Linked DNA regions of Homo sapiens: region 2 is linked to region 1. A link is an interaction called in ENCODE POLR2A ChIA-PET data of the cell type or tissue named here. Cell type or tissue: MCF 10A. All regions are shown on one strand. Links, peaks and the distances in the headings refer to the core of each region. The heading gives the core; the rest is flanking DNA. Region 1 overlaps VASH2 (vasohibin 2). Region 2 overlaps TATDN3 (TatD DNase domain containing 3).

What was found. Peaks named below come from ENCODE experiments on the same cell type or tissue, not always from the same donor. Only the 100,000 strongest peaks of a DNase experiment are listed, where the experiment ranks them.
Region 2: POLR2A ChIA-PET joins it to region 1 with 5 read pairs; 12 of 35 experiments call an interaction of 5 or more read pairs at or near these places.

What each region holds. Positions count from the first base shown.
Region 1 is chr1:212,986,683-212,989,602 of GRCh38, reverse strand. VASH2 (vasohibin 2) reads right to left here. Exons shown (of 8, transcript NM_001301056.2): 8 at 1-1,091. The coding sequence ends at 1,019. Among named protein-coding and RNA genes, the nearest start is that of ANGEL2, 28 kb to the left of the region's middle. In MCF 10A, for the core only: no CTCF peak of the experiment used is centred there; a DNase peak (open chromatin) is centred at 1,492.
Region 2 is chr1:212,801,655-212,804,574 of GRCh38, reverse strand. It overlaps TATDN3 (TatD DNase domain containing 3), which reads right to left. Exons shown (of 10, transcript NM_001042552.3): 5 at 1,812-1,874; 6 at 146-255. Among named protein-coding and RNA genes, the nearest start is that of TATDN3, 11 kb to the right of the region's middle. In MCF 10A, for the core only: no CTCF peak of the experiment used is centred there; no DNase peak of the experiment used is centred there.

The sequences.
Region 1 (2,920 bases), core at 1-2,500:
CACATCTTTAACAGTGAGTCCTCCCTTAGTTTGATTCTTGGCATCCTTCAGAAGAATCAAAGCCTGCCTCAGTTTAAAAATCAGATGAAATGTGAACAGAAAGGTTTTTTGGTTCTGAAGACCTGCTGATCACTCCTGGTCTCTGCCTGAGTGTGTTAATGTCAGAGGTAAATCCAGTACCGCTAAATTTGTATAATAGTACGTGACCTCTTGTGCTTTTTGTTAGAGTCTGCAAAGTTTAAATGTTAGTGACAGAACATAGACTAGCTTCTCAATGTGATATTTTTGTTTCATTTTGAAAAAACAAAAACATCAGTGAATGCTTTAAGAAAGATTAAGAAGGAAGTAACTCCAAGATCCTGAAAATGGTTCTTGTATTGCCAGAAGAATTTCAGTGCTTTTTAGTAAAACACTTGCATATAGTACCTTAAATCTCCTCACGTGTGTGCACCAGGAAAAAACTCCAAACTTGTGGAGATCCCCATGGGAAATACTGGGGAAAGAATACAAATAGAATATAAAAAAACAAAACGCCATTAAGTTTGCATATCTGATGTCAAAATGCTGAGGTAATAACTGCTTAAAAAAAACCCACCCATTTTTGCTTTCTGTTATTGCTGAAAAAGACAGTAATACTGTTAGAGTTACCTTACTATACCAAAAGTTCAAGAGATTATTTCATGAACATTTACTATTGGTGAGGCATAATGTTCAAAGCAAGTAAAAGAAAGTAGGTAAATGGAAAAATATAAAACTTCAGTTACGGTTATCCTTAAGATCTTGAGTGAGGGACATAGTCCAACCCCAGTGGGGCTTATTACTTCAGCCTTTTCATGGTGCCTTTTAGTGAATTTTTTAAAGCTAATGGTTACCACCCACTCAGATTCTATTTCCAGGTGAATCCTTAAAAATAAAATTCACAAGTTCTTAATAAATAGTTGCAGTTCCTCCTGAAGATGCTGGGTAAAGTGCAGAGAGAAGCACCACAGAAACCCTCTTGCTGGCCGGTATGGCTTGGCTAAATTCGGATTTGATAGCCCACTTCATTCAGAGTGCTCAGATCAGCCACCTTCTTTTCAGGCAGTGCAGGCCTAAGGGTAAAAGACAGAAATATGGTGGAGGAGAGGGGATGGGGCAAAGAAAGACAACAGCATTTTCAAGGTCCTCTACTCGGTTTTCCTAATCCTTCTGATATTTGTCTCATCCTCCCATTCCCCCACCCTGCCAGCCTTAGCTCACAACTCTACTTCTTGTTCTTAAGTCCACCTTTAAAGGTTTTAAGGAACATTTTAACAGACTTTCAATGTAGAGTTCAGAAAAGTTTTCAGGGTGTGGAATGAGCTTCTGCAGCTTTAAGCCTGACTTTGGTCACATTATAGCTTTTGAAACCCAGTACTCTTGAACCTTGCAAGGGTCTAAAAGTCACATACACTACAGTAGAGCCAAGAATCTGAGTCAAATTCTCCTTGAAACATTGGCTTCCTAGTGTTCGTGTCCTGGAGGAAGCCCAGGAATCAAAGGTGACTCACGTTCCCAGGGAGCGGTTAATGTTCAGGCTTGAATGTATAAAATCAAGGTGAATCTTAGGATTCATCTGAAAAAGCATGTCAGTGTGGAAAATCACTCAGTGGCAAAACATCTCTTCCCTAGAAACGTGCTAAAGTCACTTCCAACATAAAACTACAACTAAGCAATTATGCAAAGTCATGTGAGAAAGTACTTCAAGCTGGGAAATACAACATTCACATCAATAGCACATCATCTGTCTTCATTAAAGATGCGTCCTAAATGACTTCCAATATACGATTATGCCTAAACAATCTCACAATGTATCTTACAACTTTTCCATTTCTTAATGAGCCTCTTCTCACCTTGGATAAGAGAGAACTGAGATCATGAATCAAGTTTAGGATATTCAGTATGGCTAGTGAGTTCTAATTCAAAAGTTTCACATCCATTTTTGCAAGAAAAAGACATGTTTAGGTTACACATAAACCTTGTTTTTGTTTTGTTTTTGTTTTTGTTTTTGAGACGGAGTTTCGCCCTTGTTGCCCAGGCTAGAGTGCCGTGGCACAATCTTGGCTCACTGCAACCTCTGCCTCCCCAGTTCAAGTGATTCTCCTGCCTCACCCTCCTGAGTAGCTGGGATTACAGGCATGTGCCACCACACCTGGCCAATTTTGTATTTTTGTAGACATGGGGTTTCACCATGTTGGTCAGGCTGGTCTCGAACTCCTGACCTCAGGTGATCTGCCTGCCTCGGTCTCCCAAAGTGCTGGGATTACAGGTGTGAGCCACCGCACCCAGCCGAACCTTGTTCTTAAGTATTAAAAAAAAAAAAAAAGACCAAAAAGAAAATATAATTGTTAGAAGGTTTCTTATTTTATGCCCTTGAAAGATTTCCTAACAGCTAATGGTTTTTCCCTGGCATAAAAGTGGTCCAACTAATTCAATGTTGATAGAACTAGAAATCAACAGCTAGCTTCTAGCTAAAGCACAGCTCAGTGAATGGCATTAATCTCTGCCAGCAATTCCACTACCCCTTTTCTCTCTCTCTCTCTCTCTCTCTCTGAAATGGGAAGGAATAGTCATCAACAGTCTGATCATTCCCTTTGAAACCTGACTGCTCAAGGTGGTCAAGAAACTATCCCTGACTAGGCCCTACTCAAATAACTTGTAACCTTACTTATCTGTTGCATGGGCCTTATTTCTTAGCTTGACCATGTGCCCTCCTTTATCGGTCAGGAATTATGCCTCTTATTTCTTTGTGTCTCTCCCCATAGCGACTGGGTCATACACATGATGCTAATTAACACAGCTGACTGCCAGTAGAAATCCCTACACTTCAGTGTGTAGACTCTGCTCATTGTATCAGAGCTCAAGGCTTCCATCCTTCAGGGGATGGTGTCCTCCAGCCTCT
Region 2 (2,920 bases), core at 273-2,772, 190 kb after region 1:
TCTTTTAAGTACCATTCTGAAAGTATTGTTTTTGATCTATTAAAGTAGTTTGGAGAAAAATAAATGTAGAGTTCCATTTCAGGAGAACTCTGATCATTATTTAATTTGCTCTATAGCTATTAACATAGGAAAATAATTAACCTACACAGGCAAATTTAGTCTTTTGGCTAACTGGATCTGTCTGATTAGGACTTGTCTTTGCTCTTCCTTCTGTTCACCAGTGCCAGCAAATCTGGGGGAGAAATCTAGTCCAACCTAGAGCAGAAAAATAAAAGATATTACATATTTAGGTTTAAGGAACCTCAAAAGAGATCTTTGGATTGATGCTATCCAATAGAAATATATAATGTGAGGCACAAAAGCAAGCCACATAAAAATATTAATTCTAGTAGCCACATTAAAAATATTCACAAAAACAGGTGAAATCAATCTTAATAATATACTTTAACCCAATATATCCCAAATATTATTATTTTAAACATGTAGCCAATATAAAATATTGAGTTATTTTATATTCCTTTTTTTTTGTTTGTTTTGTTGAGACGGAGTGTGGCTCTGTTGCCCAGGATGGAGTGCAGTGGCGTGATCTCGGCTCACTTCAACCTCTGCCTCCTGGGTTCAGGCGATTCTCTTGCCTCAGCTTCCTGAGTAGCTGGGATTACAGGTGCCTGCTACCACGCCCGGCTAATTTTTGTGTTTTTAGTAGAGACAAGGTTTTACCATGTTGGTCAGGCTGGTCTCAAATTCCTGACCTCAAGTGATCAGCCCGCCTTAGCCTCCCAAGGTGCTGGGATTACAGGTGTGAACCACTGTGCCCAGCCTTTTTTTTTTTTCTTTTTGGTACTAAAACTTTGAAATACACAGTGTATTTTACACTTACAACACATCTTAATTCAGAGCAGTCACATTTCAAATGCTCAGAAGCCGTTAAGTGGCCACTATATTGGACGGCACAGACTATAGATGACTCCTCCTGGGACTATTTTGGCATGCATTCTATAATCTATATTCTGAATTTAAGTGTTATTCTTATCTTTTGTCTCTAATTAAAAATGGAATTTATTACCAAGTAATAAAAATATTTCACAATTGGCCGGGCACGATTGCTCAAGCCTGTAATCCCAGCACTTTGGGAGGCGAAGGTGGGTGGATTACTTGAGGCCAGGTGTCCAAGACCAGCCTGGCCAACATGGTGAAACCCCGTCTCTACTAAAAATACAAAAAAATTAGCTGGGTTGGTGGTGCATGCCTGTAATCCCAGCTAGTAGGGAGGCTGAGGCAGGAGAACCACTTGAACCTGGGAGGCAGAGGTTGCAGTGAGCCGAGATTGCGCCACTGCACTCCAGCTGGGATTGTACCACTGTACTCCAGCCTAGGTGACAGAGCAAGGTTCTGTCTCAAAAAAAAAAAAAAAAATTCACAATTATAAATTATTTAAATAAAAAAGTTCTTTAATTACAAACTCTAGCCCATTTAAAGTGTGTTTCTAAATTACTTATGAAGAATTATAGATACTATATTAACTCACCAGAGCAAGGACCCATATTTAAGCATAAGAAAAAAAAAGCAAAGTATTTAGAAATGCTATTATTTTTCTCCAATTAAGGTAGGCCTATGGTAAGGCTTTTGATTGTTTCATCCCCAAGCTTTCTTGCTTATTAAAGAAGTATCAACGAATTATTATTTGGCTAAGTGGGGTGAACATAATTATACAAGTCAGTTATAATCACCAATACTGAACTAAAGATTATTTTCATATATCATATAGAAGTCTGAATTAGAAGCTGTTTGATCAGTTAGTGGGTGTTTACCTCTCCAATTGCCAACAACCGATCCTTATAATTCTCAATAATGGGCAAAGCTACATCCAAATCCTGGGAGAAAAAAAGTAAAATTGTTAAAATGGAAGAAAGGAACTGCTATTTCACAAGCTCCTATTATGTGCTAGGTGCTATGCCATCCTGGTGCTTTACATACATTTAATCCATTTAAGCAGTCAAAAAACTACCAATAGTAATCCTTCTAAAATGGTGAGTACCTCTACCTGTAAGTTTGAGTAGAAACATATCCCATACCCATTCGGGTTACAAGAATATGACTTTTTATGAAGAGCGCCACTTAAACATGGCCTTCTGTTTGGGAGGTATTTCCTGACATTTAGGAGGCATTTGGACATTCTGAAATCACTAAGAAAAAGAGAGGCAAACCACCAGGGAGTCATCTCTGCATGTGAGCTTTGCGATTGCATTGTTGTGTTCTCCCCTTAGAATTCGTCTGGTTGGTGAGTTTATAATGATAATCCCATACTTCCTTTGCACTGTTTTCACTGATTTCATTTGTCTTTATAGCCCTGCTTTGACTACTTGTTCTAGATGCCCAGCAATATAAACAATGAGTATCTCATATATGCTTGTTAAATATTGAAGTAGCTGTGTACCATTAGTTTCAATGATATTACCTTTTCCACTGAGGAGAATTTGCCCTGTAGGGTTCCCTTCTTAGGCAGGGAAAATAAATATATGGAAAATTGCTTCTAGATACCTTTTAGACTACATTGCAAATTTTAGTTTCAGGATATATAAATTGCAAAGCATTTCTCCTGAGGATAATCAGAACAAGAGAGAATTAAGAAAAGGAAGGTAAAGCAGATGATAGAGGAACAGGAGTAGATTTTACAACTATGAGAGAGAGAGAACAAAGATGAAGGAGGGTAAGTTAAGGCCTTGAAATATATTCTAGTAGACTTGAAATATATTCTAGTAGACTTGAAATATATTCTAGTAGACTGGAAGAAGAATTAACATTGTCATGAAAAATGATGGGTATATGACCCTAGATGTCAGAAAAGCTATTTGACAACAAGCTGAGTAGGTTAAACAGTTCCAGGCAAAGCTTTTTCCATATCACACATCCAAACTAC